Regions from separate parts of the Homo sapiens genome. Here regions 1, 2 and 4 are each linked to region 3. The links are chromatin contacts, found by Hi-C or POLR2A ChIA-PET in ENCODE. All regions are on one chromosome and are shown on one strand. Each heading gives the region's core, a stretch centred on a gene start or an enhancer-like site at or near the end of the contact. The rest is flanking DNA. Distances are from core to core; before and after follow the strand shown. Region 1 overlaps STIM1 (stromal interaction molecule 1). Region 2 overlaps STIM1 (stromal interaction molecule 1). Region 3 holds the start of TRIM68 (tripartite motif containing 68). Region 4 holds the start of RHOG (ras homolog family member G).

The links. A loop is a pair of places that touch in the nucleus more often than their neighbours do. ChIA-PET counts read pairs that join two places held with the same protein, here RNA polymerase II (POLR2A). Pooled maps may share reads with other maps.
Region 1: a map with no recorded cell type shows a loop between it and region 3 (22-fold over the local background). The contact joins the enhancer-like site here to the promoter of TRIM68 in region 3. A Hi-C loop is called at or near these places in 2 of 37 single-sample maps with no recorded cell type and 5 of 50 pooled maps.
Region 2: a pooled map shows a loop between it and region 3 (3-fold over the local background). The contact joins the enhancer-like site here to the promoter of TRIM68 in region 3. A Hi-C loop is called at or near these places in 3 of 37 single-sample maps with no recorded cell type and 6 of 50 pooled maps. POLR2A ChIA-PET finds 5 or more read pairs at or near these places in 1 of 52 experiments (OCI-LY7).
Region 4: a pooled map shows a loop between it and region 3 (12-fold over the local background). The contact joins the promoter of RHOG here to the promoter of TRIM68 in region 3. A Hi-C loop is called at or near these places in 4 of 37 single-sample maps with no recorded cell type and 9 of 50 pooled maps. POLR2A ChIA-PET finds 5 or more read pairs at or near these places in 1 of 52 experiments (OCI-LY7).

Annotation. Positions count from the first base shown.
Region 1 is chr11:3,947,483-3,951,165 of GRCh38, forward strand. The region is part of intron 1 of STIM1 (stromal interaction molecule 1); the gene reads left to right. Among named protein-coding and RNA genes, the nearest start is that of PPIAP40, 56 kb to the left of the region's middle. Within about 2 kb of position 1,794, at least 6 of the 41 ENCODE cell types and tissues checked have a DNase peak (open chromatin) inside an H3K27ac peak, as active enhancers do.
Region 2 is chr11:3,864,992-3,868,733 of GRCh38, forward strand. The region is part of intron 1 of STIM1 (stromal interaction molecule 1); the gene reads left to right. Among named protein-coding and RNA genes, the nearest start is that of MIR4687, 11 kb to the left of the region's middle. Within about 2 kb of position 2,365, at least 25 of the 41 ENCODE cell types and tissues checked have a DNase peak (open chromatin) inside an H3K27ac peak, as active enhancers do; they include OCI-LY7, where a contact is called at or near this core.
Region 3 is chr11:4,606,273-4,609,815 of GRCh38, forward strand. It overlaps TRIM68 (tripartite motif containing 68), which reads right to left and starts at 1,959. Exons shown (of 7, transcript NM_018073.8): 1 at 1,755-1,959. RefSeq lists silencers at 1,524-1,603, 1,914-2,123.
Region 4 is chr11:3,839,247-3,842,859 of GRCh38, forward strand. RHOG (ras homolog family member G) reads right to left here and starts at 1,713. Exons shown (of 2, transcript NM_001665.4): 1 at 1,648-1,713. RefSeq lists an enhancer at 1-53 and silencers at 1,454-1,843, 1,894-1,943, 2,294-2,563, 2,604-2,653.

The DNA.
Region 1 (3,683 bases), core at 544-3,043, 660 kb before region 3:
TGAATATATGTCTCTTGTTTATTACTGCTGACGGGGGCCCTCTGTTTCACCTGTTTTTTCCACATACTCCATCCTACAAGAGACACAGCAGGCTACCTTTGCATTTCCTATATTGGACAAAATAAGAGGAAGAAAGGAAGCCAAACAGCTCTCCCAGGCTCAGTTGGCAGCAGAGAGGAGTTGAGGTGAGAAGCTGGTGTCACCGAATTGCCCAGTAAATCAGCTGTGTGGTTGGTAACCAGGTAGGCACCTGTATGCATTTATTCTTATCAAGGCTCTGGAGACAGACTGTATCCTACTTCCAGACCTACTTTCACCATATATGTGACCTTGGGGAAGTCACTTATTGTATCTGGGCTTCAGTTTTCTCATTTTTTATTGAGGATAATAAAAGTACTGACTTTACAAAGTTTCAAAGAGACAACGTATGTAGAAGTGATCAACATAGTTCCTGACATGTTCATCCTCCCTTTCTCCCTTAGACAGTTAACAGTATTCTTAATTCTGTTCTTGTGGAGAAAGCAAAAAGACACTCAAGTTCCATTCTAGAGGAGCTAACAGGCCACATGAGAACAGAATACAGTTAGGTTTAGAAGAGCTCTTATGAGGTGGTCCGTTGGCCAGTGTAGGCTCAATACTCTGACCTCAAAATGGGAGACTTATAGGGCGCGGAGTAGTTAAAGAAGGCATCCCAGGGCCTTCCCTGGGCCTTGAAGGTTCAGAAAGTATTAGACATGAAAAGCTAGAGAGAGAATAATTCTAGGTACCTATCTACCCTTTCTCAAGCTCTGGTGCTTTGTTTTGTATAGGTCAGTTTCCCATATATCTCCCTTTCTCTTCTTCTAGGTGGTTATTATCCAAGGGGCTTATCTTTTCTTTTTTTAATATATAAGAGAAAAAAATTAAGGGATGAGGAGAACCTAATATTTATTAAGAACAAGCTAGTTTTACTTGAATCTGTAGGCTATGTAGTTTGCTTGCATAATCTTACTTATTTAGAAAAATACATTATTATGCCGTATTTTACAGATGAAAAAATAGTGCCTCCAAAAGGTTAGACAACTTTTCTAGCTCTACAATAACAAATTATGATGACAAATCAAAGGAGCCCTACGTGAGCCAGTTTAGAAGACATGTATAAGCAGGTGTCAGTTGTGCTTATTCATTCCAAGTTCTCAATCTATAATAGTCTGGTTCTTTTTACACTTATCTTCTAAATACGTCTATCTTATTCCTAGTTCCAACCTGTACTCACCTCCTGCTCTTAGCAGTTATTCCCAATCCTCTAAATCTCCAGTTCTACCATTAATTTAGATTGTACCTTCCTGCCCCAACCTTAGATCCCTTAATTCTCTTCTCAAATATTTACCAAGCATCTACTATATGCCAGGCTAGACACGAATGCAAATACCAATTTCTGCTTAGATATTTCAGTGTACTAGTTAGACAATTACAACAAAAATAACATGGTAATAATTGAACACTTACTATGTGCCATGCTCTATTTGAAGTACTTTATATGTATTAACTCATTTAATTCTCACAACCCTATGAGGTGGATACTGTTTTCTCCTTATTTTACAGATAGAAATGTAGGCATAGAGAATTTAAGTAATTGGTCCAAATTGTGATACAGAGAAGCACAGGGACTATAAGAGCACAGAAGAGGGACTCCTAATCAAACCCCGGGGGTCAGTATAGAGAAGGCTCCTAGAGAAATTAGAAAAAGCCTGAGTAGAATCTTGAAACCTGAGTATGAATTAGTCAGGTGCAGAATGGGGCAAGGATATTGCGGGCAGAGGGAACATCATGTACAAAGCCACAAAGTGAGCCTTGCATATTTATGGAACTGAAAGTAATTTAGTATGGTGGGAGTGTAGGGTATATGTGAGCTGGTGAGTGGCAGGAGATAAGGCTAGAAAATGCTATAGAGACAGCCTCTTGAAAAAGTCTTGCATGCTTTTCTAAATTATATTCATTGCAAAGGCCAAGTATTCCCAGTCTTGGGGATTTGAATCCCTGAAAGGGGTCCTTGAGGGGTGTCTCATGAATCCATATTATTTCCTCAGTCATTTTTCAACCAGTGGTTAGTAAAAGCACACCTATCATTACATGGAGCTCTTTGGAATTCCTCACTGAAAAAAGTTAGGCATCACTGTTAAGGGAGTTTGGGAACCCTGTGAAGGATTTTTTAAATTAAAATTTTTATTGAGATGATTATAGATTTACATGGAGTCCTAAGAAATAATATGGAGAGATCACTGGAAAACTTTGCAGTTTCCTCCATGGTAACATTTTGGACAAGCTGTAGTATATCATGGCCAGGATATTGACATTGACATTGATAAAATCCACCAATCTTGTTCAGATTTCCCAGTTTTACTTGTACTCATCTATGTGTATAAAGTTCTATTCCAACACCACAAAGATCCTTCCTATTCTTTTATAACCACTCCCGTCTCCTTTCAACCCCATTCCTCATTCCTAATCTCTCTCTGCCTTCCATTTCTAGAATTTTATCCTTTCAAAAATGTTACATAAATGGAATCACAGAGTATATAACCTTTTGGAATTGGCTTCTTTCTTTTTTTTCTTTTCTCAGTTCAGTTCCTTGGAAACTCATCCAAGTTGTGTGTATCAATAGGTCATTCATTTTTTTTTTTTTTTTTGAGACAGAGTCTTGCTCTGTTGCCCAGGCTGGAGTGGAGTGGTGCGATCTGGGCTCACTGCAACCTCCACCTCCTGGGTTCAAGCGATTCTCCTGCCTCAGCCTCCTGAGTAGCTGGGATTACAGACATGCACCACCACGCCTGGCTAATTTTTGTATTTTTAGCAGAGACGGGGTTTCACCATGTTGGTCAGGCTGGTCTTGAACTCCTGACCTCAAGATCTGCCCGCCTCGGCCTCCCAAAGTGCTGGGATTATAGGCATGAGCCACTGTGCCTGGCTGGGCATTCCTTTTTATTGCTGAGTCATGTACCATTGTACATAAGTACTGGAGTTTAACCATTCACTTGTTGAAGAATATATGGGCTGCTTCCAGTTTTGGGTATTACAAATAAAGCTTCTGTGAGCATTTATGTACAGGTTTTTGTGTGGGCCTGTGAAGGATTTTATTCAGAGGGCTATCTAGTCAGATTTGAATTTTATTTTATTTTTTTGAGAGAAGGTCTCGCTCTGTCACCTGGGCTGGAGTGCAGTAGTACGATCATAGTTTACTGCAACTTCAAACTGCTGGGCTCAAGGGATCTTCCTGCCTCAGCCTCCTGAGCAGCTGGGACTACAAGTGCATGACACCATACCCAGCTAATTTTTAAATTTTTATTTTGTAGAGACAGGATCTTGCTTTGTTGCCCAGGCTGATCTTGAACTCCTAGCTCAAGTGATCCTCCGCCTCAGTCTCTCAAAGTATTGGGATTACAGGCATGAGCCACTGTGCCTGGCCCAGATTTGAATTTTAGAAAAATTGTACTCACTGCTTGGTAGAGGATGAGTTTGAAAGAAACTAGAACAGAGACAGGGCGAATAGTGAGGAAACTGTTGTAACCCAGGCAAGAGATGTAGAAGCCTGAACTGCTTTGGCATAGAGGTATCGCCCTCAGAAATCAGATCAGGCTTGTGCAGAGGAGGGAGCAGGGCTATGGAGCCTGGGCTGCCAGGAGGCTCAGGTAGACTTCATTCTG
Region 2 (3,742 bases), core at 1,115-3,614, 740 kb before region 3:
GCAGTCCTGCCTACCAACTTTTTTTGTTTCATACCTTCTATTCTGGAGCCCATTGTACAGCCACTGACTTTGGAGCCTTTACTACTCCAACTTGGCTTCTGAGAGTTAGATTTGTAGATGGCATTGAATTGGGACTCACAATGACAGATGAAAAACTTCATTCTGACTTTTTAGGCCATTGGTGTTAGGTGCTAGGACTGAAATCCTAGTATGTGAAAGCTGGAAGGGGTTTTAGAGACCATCTCTCCCAAACTTCTTATTTACATATCAGAAGAACAAACTTACCCAAGGTTTTGGTAAGCCAGGGCTAGAATATAATTTTCTCTGATTCTCATTCATATGTTGTTCTCACTCTGTTGTGGAGCCTGTCTACCCTAATGGAGCCTGTTTGGGTTGTTAGGAGGTCTGGGACCTACACAGAGGAGAACCAGGAAGCAGTTCACAATATTATATTATGTTCACCGAAATTGGTCTGGGTACAATTAGGGATATACAAAGTCAAATGTCAAGTGCTGCTTCTTTGGACCTATCCAGCTAGAAAGCTTTTTTATTAGGCACAGAAAAAGAAGCCCAGCAATATCTGTTTCCTATGGTGCCTAATATATGCACCCTATACCACTCTCTTGACAATATCTGTTCAGAGCAATGAGGAATCTGTTTGCTGGGATGTACAGTATAGGCATCTGAAGGAGACAGGTCAGAGCCTTATGTTGTATGTCTCACCACTGAGCTGTTCAGCTGGCTCCATTATGGATTTGGGGCCTCCACAGGCAGGGTAAATGTATTAAAAACTTTGTGGGGTTACTCGTGGCCACCTGGAAAGTGCCAAGGGGAGGTTCTCTGGGCATTGAGAATTTGACAACTTTGCCTGTGTTGATACAACTTGCTAGAGCAGGCAAGACTTGAAGAGGGATGGCTGTGGTCCTGTCATGTTTATCAGAGTGGAGCAGATTTCTTTTGTGTGAGAAGTCATGCAAGAAAAATCCGGAAATGAGCCAACAGCACTTAAACTTTTGTTTTCTGCTGGGGAGCATGGAATAGAGAAGGTGCAGGTTCTAAAATTTCTGTATGGGTGGTGGTTGCTTTCCTGACACAGAGTTCCAGCCCCAGACCACTTTACTCACTTCATCTCCCTCTGTTCCCCTTGCTGCATTCTTGGCAAGCCAAGCATTTTTCTTTGTTCTGATCTGCAGAACAAACTTTTATTTATACTGCTTCACTTTTGTTTTTACTTATGTCATTTAACTTCCTTCAGAATGTCTTTATTACCTGTCCTTCTTTATTTCTACTTCCAGTCCTCTATGAAGTCTTTCCTGACACTAATTCTAGCTGTGAGATACTGCTGACCTGTGAACAAACTCTGGTAGCACTTACTATCTGCAGTGCTCTCTGTGCACTTCACACCCTGCTTACGCCACAAGAGGCAGCTTGCTATGTCTTTTTTTTTTTTTTTTGTGACAGAGTCTTGCTCTGTCCCCTGGCTGGAGTGCAGTGGCGTAATCTTGGCTCACTGCAACTTCCGCCTCCTGGGTTCCGGTGATTCTCCTGCATCAGCCTCCTGAGTAGCTGGGATTACAGGTGCGTGCCACCATGCCCAGCTAATTTTTGTATATTTAGTAGAGACGGGGTTTCACCATGTTGATCAGGCTGGTCTTGAACTCCTGACCTTGCGATCCGCCTGCCTCGGCCTCTCAAGATATGTCTTTTACAGCAAGCCAGTACCTAAGAGCACTGGGCATTGGTTTGAGTTCTTGGTGACAGTATGACAGTGTGATCCAAACTGTCAAATGACAGTTTCCTCACTTGAAAAATGGAGTTATCAGCACCATAAGAGAGGGTAAAGAAAGAAAGAAAAGAAAAGTAAAAAAGAAATTAAAACTGTGCTTTATTTATTATTATTATTATTTTTGAATATTTCCTTGTCTCTTAAGGGCAAGAGCCATGTCTGGTTTGTTGGCTGTAGTACATATCCTCAGTACCTATGAGAGTGCTGGTCAGAGAGTATGTGCCCAGTAGATATTTGTTGACCAAATGAATAACAATGAATTGATCTTTGGATTGAGTAGGTGGGGAGGGAGAATACCAAGTACTTGACATCAGTTCCTGTAAAACTGTTAGATGAGCATGCCCTGGGATTGGGATAGAATTCACATGGTGAGTTTTCTGAGGAGTTCTGTAGGGATTATTTTTCTGCCTGACCTAGTACTTCATCCCTATTTACTAAGCACCTACTGAAGCTGTGCTCAGTGACAGTTATCAGTCATAATGAGGGATGGTTTGGCTATTGACTTTGGTTGGCAGTTTTTGTTTGCCACAGCAATGACTACCCTGAGCAGGTGGCTGCAGTAGGAGTGGAGAACTGTGCTTGAAGAGGACATGAAACCTGTAGGCAAGGCCTTCTTGGGTCTTCCTGCTCCCTGTCTTTGGTTCCATGGCCCACATGGGTTTACCTCAGGTCAAATTTGAGGCAGCTGAATGAACAGAATGAACTTTCACTACTTTGCTGAGACTAGCTTGTGGAACGGAGGAGGAAACCTTTCATGGTTCCCACTCCTGGGCTTGTTGTGCAGCAGAGAGATAGGATAGTCCTGTGAAGATTGCTGGCTTTTTAAATGTTATCTCTGATGCTGAGAACTCCAGCCTGAGCAGGCATCACATCAGCTTTCCTTCAAGACGCTGGGGAGGGGCCTCTTGGGAGATGTGATGGAGGAGACAAAAGAATAAAAGTAACTGTGCTGTCAGCACGGCCCAGTAAGGGCTTATCTGACCCTTTCCTCGGTTGGCCATATACACAGAGCCCCTGGCTGCCTTGTGTTGATCTCTGGCCTAGGTAATGACCAGAAATCTCACTGGCAGGCAGGCAGGCAGGCAGGCAGGCAAGCAGGCAGGCTTTCAAATCTCATGTGCCTCTAATTTTCTCAGTGTGATTCAGTAGCTCTGCTCCTGTTTGGCCTCTCTGGGTTATCTCAGGCCTCTCAGGAAGCTCTCAGAACTCTCGTCACTACAGTGTATGTTCGAACAAATGTGTCTGTGCTTGCCAAGTTCCCAGAGCTGGCTTCTGAAATACAGCAGCCAGGGGAGATGGGTGGCCTTCAGGTGTAACACACACACACAGGTTAGAAAGCAGTGTGTGTCTGTGTGTGTATTTGTTGCTGGGTGGTCGAATTTGTGGAGGTCTTGTTTCAAGAAACTTTTGCTGACAAGAGCAAAGGTCACTGGAACTCACACTTCATATCTCTGAAGAGATAAATATGTAATTAAGACAACTGAAATAACTTCGATGGTAAGAATGATGATGACAGCTACTATTTATTGAGCACCTTTGTAGGTGTTTTACATCTGCAAAACAACTCTTAAGGGTGGATATAGCTCTCATTTTACTGATGAAGAAATTGTAACTGAGAACTTAAGGTCATTTTCCCAAGGTGGCGGAGCCAGGATTTGAAATTAGCTTTATCTGATCCCAAGACCAAAATTGTTTCTATTTTTGTTTAATAACTTGGTGTGGGGTGGGGTGGCGGGGAAGAAACAGCTATCTGAGTTTAGAATTTAGGTGGAGATAGGCATTTTGATTAAAAATTATACAATTTATAGGACTGTTAAGTGGTGTTAGTTTATTCTATCACCCAAGTGGCCTGGGAAACTAGGATTAGAGGTGGGATGGGAGATGGAAAGAGAGGCTGTATTTTACTTATGAATTCTGAGTAGGTAGTACCTAGCTACAGAGTGGTGTATATTCAGT
Region 3 (3,543 bases), core at 709-3,208:
CCCATATTGATGAAATCACTACACCAGCAAGAAATCTGAGATTTTTGCCAGGGCCACATATGGGCATGGAACTTGGTCAATGGCAGGCTCTTGGCTCAGTTGGCAATATTTATTCATTCACTTTGCTAGTTTGTGTTACCAGCTAGAATCTATACAAGGAAGGGACATGTTGATCCTAGTTCCTGTTGTATCCTCAGCACCTAAACAGCACCTGCAATGCAGATATTGCTGAGTAAATATTTGTTGAATGAATTAACCAGCTAGACATAGGAAATAGTTCCTAAACCCAAAATCCTTTTAGCATTTGTGAGGTAAATTGAGAGCATACATTAATAATAAAAGCAAGCACTCTTTGAGCAGTTCTATGATGTGCCAGGCACTGTTCTGAGCACTTTACATGAATTAAGTTGGTTTATTTCACAACCCTAGGCAGAGGCCATTATTGTTCTCATTTTACAGATGTTTGGCTTGGGGCTCTGCCATCTATCTTGGGCAAATTTCTTAACCTCTTTAGCTTTAAGGTATAATACAAATTCAAGAGGAGAGAAAAATCACTGTGGTTTAGCGCAGTCCAGTAGCAGGAAGCAGGAAGCAGAGCAGTAAATCTTGCAGGACTCTGATATGCCATTGGCAGGGCATGCCTTCTCACTAGACTCCCTGCCTCCTGCTTTTCTTCCTCCCACTATCACTACCAAACTGTGGGATCCAGTATCCTAAAACCTCATTTTGGTAAATCACTAACTTACTAAATAATCTATCCTGGCTCCCGGTTAACAAGATCTCTCCTTGAAACAGCACCTGTGCCCAGCTAGGCAAAGGAATAAACTTCCACACACTCCCGCAAACCCCTCGTCCATTCAATCTACCTGACTTGGGTGCCTGCTATTCTCCCAGCTGAAAATGACTTCTACATGATCCTGCCTTTGACGTCATTTGCCATGTATTCGTCTATTGTCTTACTTCCCATACTAGAACTTTTTCATGTGGATAGGGTCATTGTCTGTTTTGTCCATTTCTATTTCCCCAGTGCCAAGAACAGTGCCTCAAATACTTGTTGAATACGTGAAAACTAAATGTAAATGTTGAGTTCCAACCGATAGTAGATTGAAAGTGGAGGATGTGTTAATATCCTTAGCTAAGTCAGTAGAGACATTAAGAGACACCATCTAAAGTCAATAAAACAATAAATGGAAGTTGATACCCATTATTTAAAGCTACAAATGGAAGACCTAAAATAGCGATGGAAAATTGACAAGATTGTGGCAGTAAGAAAGTAAGGCAAAGAAATATCAAAATGATAAATCCAGAAATACAGTGGAACGCATATTATTTTGATTTAGGGTGCTAAAAACATCTAAATGGGGACAAACTAAAAGTGGCAGCCTCTGCAAAGATCTGGGGATGGGTAGTTACTGCTCTTCAAAATAAGACCTGCTTTAATGTTTGACTTTTTATTATACATGAATTACTTTGAGAAAATTCAAATAATTAAACGTTCGGTTGCTTTGACTGTGCCTTCCGTAGGGTACAGCGAGAGTCTGAGAAGGGCATTTGAGAAGGGGGCGGGGCCTGGAAGACTTCCAGTTAGGACCCCAGCGGGAAGGGAGTCGAGGGGCGGGCGGTAACCTCCGGAGTCAGGGAGCAGCTCCTGGCCTGGCCACAGGGCGTTGGGCAGGTCCCCAGGACAGCGGGCGGGTGGGGGTAAAGTGAGCGTGCGGGATCTGACTTCAGAAAAGGCAGAGTTATCTACCCACCTCCCTCCTCGGCCCGGACTGGCGCTTCGCGGCGGAAACTCAAAGTGAAGAAGCCTGGTTCCGCAGCGTCCAATGGCCCAGCGTCAGAAGCTGCCGTTCCCGGCAGCTCAGCACTTAGGGCCAGAGAGCGGCAGAGGCCCAGAACCCAAAGCCCGGCAGCGCAGGCCCAGTAGCCCGCAGCTCCCAGAATACTACACCCGGCTCTAGGCCCCGCTCGCGGGACGGCAGCCAATGAGCGGCCGGCTGGGCCCAGGTTGGCTTCGCCCAGGGGGCGGTGTGTTTGTGGGGGCAGCCAATCACAGGCAGGGACCAGGGTACCCCTAGCCAATTGGTGATGAGACGGGGGTTTCGGCGCTTCTAGGCATGTCAATGTTTTTTCTCTACTTCCTGGGTTTTTCTGGTCCCTTCACCGACTCAGATTCCCTTAAACTGTAGAGGGTTCTAGGAGTTAGTTCTAGGATAGGTCAAAGGATTGAGGCTCCCAAATGATGCCGCTCAGGCACTGCATTAAGAGAGGCTCAGGTGGCTATTCATTTGCCAGTTTGACTTGTTAAACTCAGAAGCCTGAGATTGGCCAAGTCTGGTTCTGTGACCCATCTTAGCAAAGGGTTGGGCGCACATATGGTGTGGACTCTGCTGTTCCTGGCAAGATTCGCGACCTCTCATGGTTCCAGGCTTTAAATACTGGGTTCTTAAACAAAACAAAACAAAACAAAACAAAACCCTCTCTTTTTTCGTTTTTACTTCAGCAACCAGCTTGTCATCACTATTGCCACAATCCACTTTTAGAGTGAAAAACAGACAACAGAGACCGGGAGTTGATGGAGAAATGGAAACCCTGGTCAAAAATTGTCATTAAAAAAGGAAAAAAAAATTAAACAACTGGTATCCCTTCCTCACCCAAACACATAGACACATGCACGCACACACAAAAACTGTTACTTAAGACAGTGATATGGGTTTTTCTTTGTACTCCCAGGGCCTTGTCCTTCTCTTGACACTTAGGTTTTAATAAGCAAGTGAAGGCACCTCCTATCCGCATAGAAAATAACCAGGAAATCTTCCAATTGAAGCTCGGTTCCAAATTATATAATATCTTAATTGTTAGGACAGATACTCCAGAATGCTCATGCCAGTGTCTGAGCCCCGGCCATGGTTAAAATTCTGAAGGGTGAGGCCCAGAAATTTCCTGCAACAAATAGGTCTATGAGAAAAAACAAAAGTATCTTAGGTCTGAGCTGTACCCTCTGTCTCACCCAGTTTTGGAGAAATGGCTGCTCTAATAGAATAATGAATGGATTAATTGAAATAAGCCATTTTAAACATTTATTTAACATCAATTTTCTTGACAATATTTTACTGGGTGCTGGGATTACAACTATGGGACATATAGTCTCTGCCTTTAAGGAGCTGAAGGTCAAGTTGGTTGTACTGCTCTGGAATCTCTGTGAAGTTAAAACAGTTAATGGGGAGATCATTTTCATGTGTAAGGTGCAATTTGTAACTATGACGGACTGTCAAGAACCCTGGCAATCAGGGTAGCTGGGGGTGGGGGCTTGCGTTCATGTGGGGAAGGCTGGAGAGAGGGCTTTTGAAGACAGACCAGTTTACTTCCAAGGCATAGAAGCTTTCCTTTACAGATGTCTTCAGAATGTTTTGTTTGTTTCTTTATTTGTTTGCTGTGAGACAGGTGTGTCCAGGTGAGGCTCTGTCGTGGACAAATTCCACAGCTGTAGCTGCAGACCCCAACCCTCTGCCCTGAATCCAGGATAGACCAGGACAACAAGAT
Region 4 (3,613 bases), core at 463-2,962, 770 kb before region 3:
TGGTCAAGCACCACGGGTTGGGGTGATTTTGATTTCCCACGGCCTCTCTTACAAGTCTTATTCCTGTGTCACCCTACCCTGACTGCTACAAACGGCTTCCTCCTGCCTAACCACAACCTCACTCACTGCAGGTTCCCTTCATTCTGCTGGCTTCCCTTGCTCTGGGCCCTCTCAAGGCTGAGGGCAGTTATTTTGTCTGTAAGAGATAAAGATGTAGTCACACAGACACGCGCGCGCGAACACACACACACACACACACACACACACACACACACACAGGCTTTCCATCTCTTTAATCCATCTCTAAGAGATGAAGATGTAGATACACAGACACGCGCGTGCGAACACACACGCAAACACACACACACACACACACACACACAGGCTTTCCAGCTCTTTAATCCGTCTCTATCACTGGGAGGCTGCAGACTGCCTCTCCAAGCTAGGGAGGTTTGAAAAGACTCTAGAACTCACTAAGTCTTCAACAACTGATTCCAAAGCTGGAGATAAGTGGGTGGGAGGGAAGGATACAGAGAGGGTGACAGGCTGAGGGTTCAAAAGGAATGAGGGGTGATGGAAGAAACCAGGAGGTGCATGTGTGTGGGTGCCAGAGCTGGGAAGGGAAGGGATGGGGCAGGTTGCAGAGGACCAAGACGAACATGGGGCAGGGTAGGTGAAGACAGGTCAAGGCCTAGGTATGACCGTATGTTTGGAGGAAAAGAGACTGGAAGGGATGAGAAGAGAGTGATGGCGGATTTGTGGGTAGAAACTAAAGAAGGTGTGGAGGGAGACGACAGGAGCATGTGTATAATTCAGGGACTAAGAATGAAGAGGAACACTAGGAGATGGTTCTCAATTGTCCCCAAAAGACACAACAAAAACTTGTCAGGGACTATCAGTACCTCTGAATGAGAGTCCTTCCACTTCCAGTTACAGGGCAAGACCAAGTTACTCCCAAAAGAGCAAGGCCAGGCTCTGGTCAGCTAGGAACAGCGTCTGCTCACTAAATACCTACTGCTTGGCTCCAGGTAAGGTCGGGACTCAGGAAAACAGACATACAGACAACGACTGGGGTCGGCGGGGCTCCCCCACCCAACCCGGGTCCTCCTGAGTGCAGAGGGCCTTGGGGCTGCAGACCGAGTGTGGGTCTGTATTAGCATCCATCTGACAGGGAGAGAGCTTTCGGAGGCCCCAGACACCGCCCCTCTCACCCCAAGTGTCACAACTGCCAGAGCAGAGGGAGCGCCTTTTCCAGCCCAGAAGCCCTCTCCCCTCACGCACTTCTCAACACCCCCCCCACCAACTTCTGAGGACACCCCACCTGCGTCCGATCTCCCAGCTCTGAGCTCTTCCACTTCAGAGACACTTATCTTGGAGCCCGGGACCCTCCGACCTCAGGGGTCCCTCTCGGCTCCCTAGAGGCGGTACAGCCGCCGGGAAGCCACCCTCGCCGAGCCTCCGCCGGCTCGCAGTGGCCCCGTTCCCGCCCCGCCCGGCCGGCCGCGCCCGCCCTACTTGGACTGAACCGAGAAGCTCCCGCCCGCGGCCTCCGCCAGCAAACTCATGAGCCGGCGCCCGCGCCGAGTCCTGGGCCGGCCGGGCTCTCCTCCCCCGGACCCCTACCCGCCAGCCCCGGCCGGGCCTCACCTGGTGCCCTCCCCGAGGCGGGGGAGCTGGGGGCGGCGGCAGCGGCTCCGGGCTCGAGAAGGAAGTGAGAGCGGGAGGCCGGAGGAAGTGGGGGGGGCGGGCCGGCGAGGCGGGGCGGGCCGGGGCGGGGCCCGACCAGGAAGTCCGAGGGCCGATCTCCCCCTCTCCAGCCCCGGCCCGCCCCCAGCCTCGCCCCCGGCCCAGTCCCGGGCTTGCCACGTTCCCCTCCCAGTCCGCTGCCCCTGCGGTCAGTAAGTCAGGCCTCCCAAGGTCAAGTCTCTCCGCCTCCTCCTGGCCACCCTACCCCTGGAGGCCCTACCCTGGGCGCTAGGCGTTCGTCCTCTTCCCCCCATCCCGCCCCCACCAGCCTCCGCGGGAAGATGCTGAGAAAGGCGCCCCTGGGCCTGGTCCCTTCAGTCAACCCCAGGGATAGAGTGGTGGCCGAGGCTGGGGCAGTCCCCGCCCCTGCCCTGAGCCCCGGGGGAGTGCGAGGTGGTGGTGATTCAGCAGTGGGAAGGCCCCAGACCCCTGGGGAGGGTGGGGAGACTCGGGGGGAAGAGGAGCTGGCGTCAGCACCCAAGGGAAAGACAAGATCAGCAGAGGCGCAGGCGGAGCCGCGGGCCCCAAAAACAGGATGTCGAGTCGTCATTCAGCACCGTGCAGCCCTGCGAGGCCTGGCTCTGGGGAGGGGGCGGGGCGGACGGAGGACTTGGGGCTTCCCTCGCCCCCTCGCCCCCTGTTCTGCTGGGGCGCGCAGCTGCTTGGGGCTGAAGAGCCGCACCCAGGCCTGAGGTCCAGCTTGGGCCCCGGCGACCCGCGGGTGGGCGGGCTCATGGGCGCCCTCTGGTGCTTCGCTCCCTGGCTTTGCGCTCGGAGCTTTGACTTGAGAATCCATATCCTTCGTTCAGCACAAAGTTTCTGAGCGCCTACCACGTGGAGAGAGCTAAGTGCTAGGTGCTGTGAAGAAACACAGCGTTTAAGACAGGATCCCTGTCTTCCAGAAGCTTTTCAAATAAACGGATTGATTCCAGGAATAAATAGCTTAACCTTTCTGAGCCTCAAATCTGTCTTTGGTAAAATAGAATAATTATATTTCACCCCGTAGTTTTGAAGATAACATGAGAATGGGTGTAAAAGACCTGTTGTCAATGCGTATCTCAAACACTAAACAAATATCTTTTAAAAATATCATACCCTAAGAGTCTGGCGCGGTGGCGTCTGCCTGTAATTACAGAGATGGTGAAACCTTGTCTCTATAAACACAAACACACACATATTTTTTGACAGTCTCACGATGTCACCCAGGCTGGGGTGCAGTGGCACGATCTCGGCTCACTGCAATCTCTGCCTCCCAGGTTCATGCAGTTATCCTGCCTCAGTCTCTCGAGTAGCTGGGGTTACAGGTGCATGTCACCACACCCGGCTAATTTTCGTATTTCTAGTAGGGACGGGGTTTCACCCTGTTGGCCACGCTGGTCTCGAACTACTGATCTCAGTTGATCCACCTGCCTTGGCCTCCCAAAGTGCTGAGATTACAGGCGTCAGCCACCACACCCAGCCTACTTATATTTTTAAAAAAATAAATAGGAACCACGTAAGTAATTTAAAACTGTCTATTAATGACATTTCAAAAAAAGTAAAAAGAAACGAAATGAATTTTAACTATATTTGACTTAGCCATAGCCAAAGTATTATCTTTTTTTTTTTTTTTTTTTTTTTTTTGGAGATGGAGTCTCGCTCTGTCACCAGGCTGGACTGCAGTGGCGCGGTCTCTGCTCACTGCAACCTCCGCCTCCTGGGTTCAAATGATTCTCCTGCCTCAGTCTCCCAAGTAGCTGGGATTACAGGCACGTGCCACCATGCCTGGCTTATATTTGTATTTTTAATGGAGATAGGATTTCACCATGTTGGCCAGGCTGGTCTTGAACTCCTCACCTCGTGATCTGCCCGCCTCAACCTCCCAAAG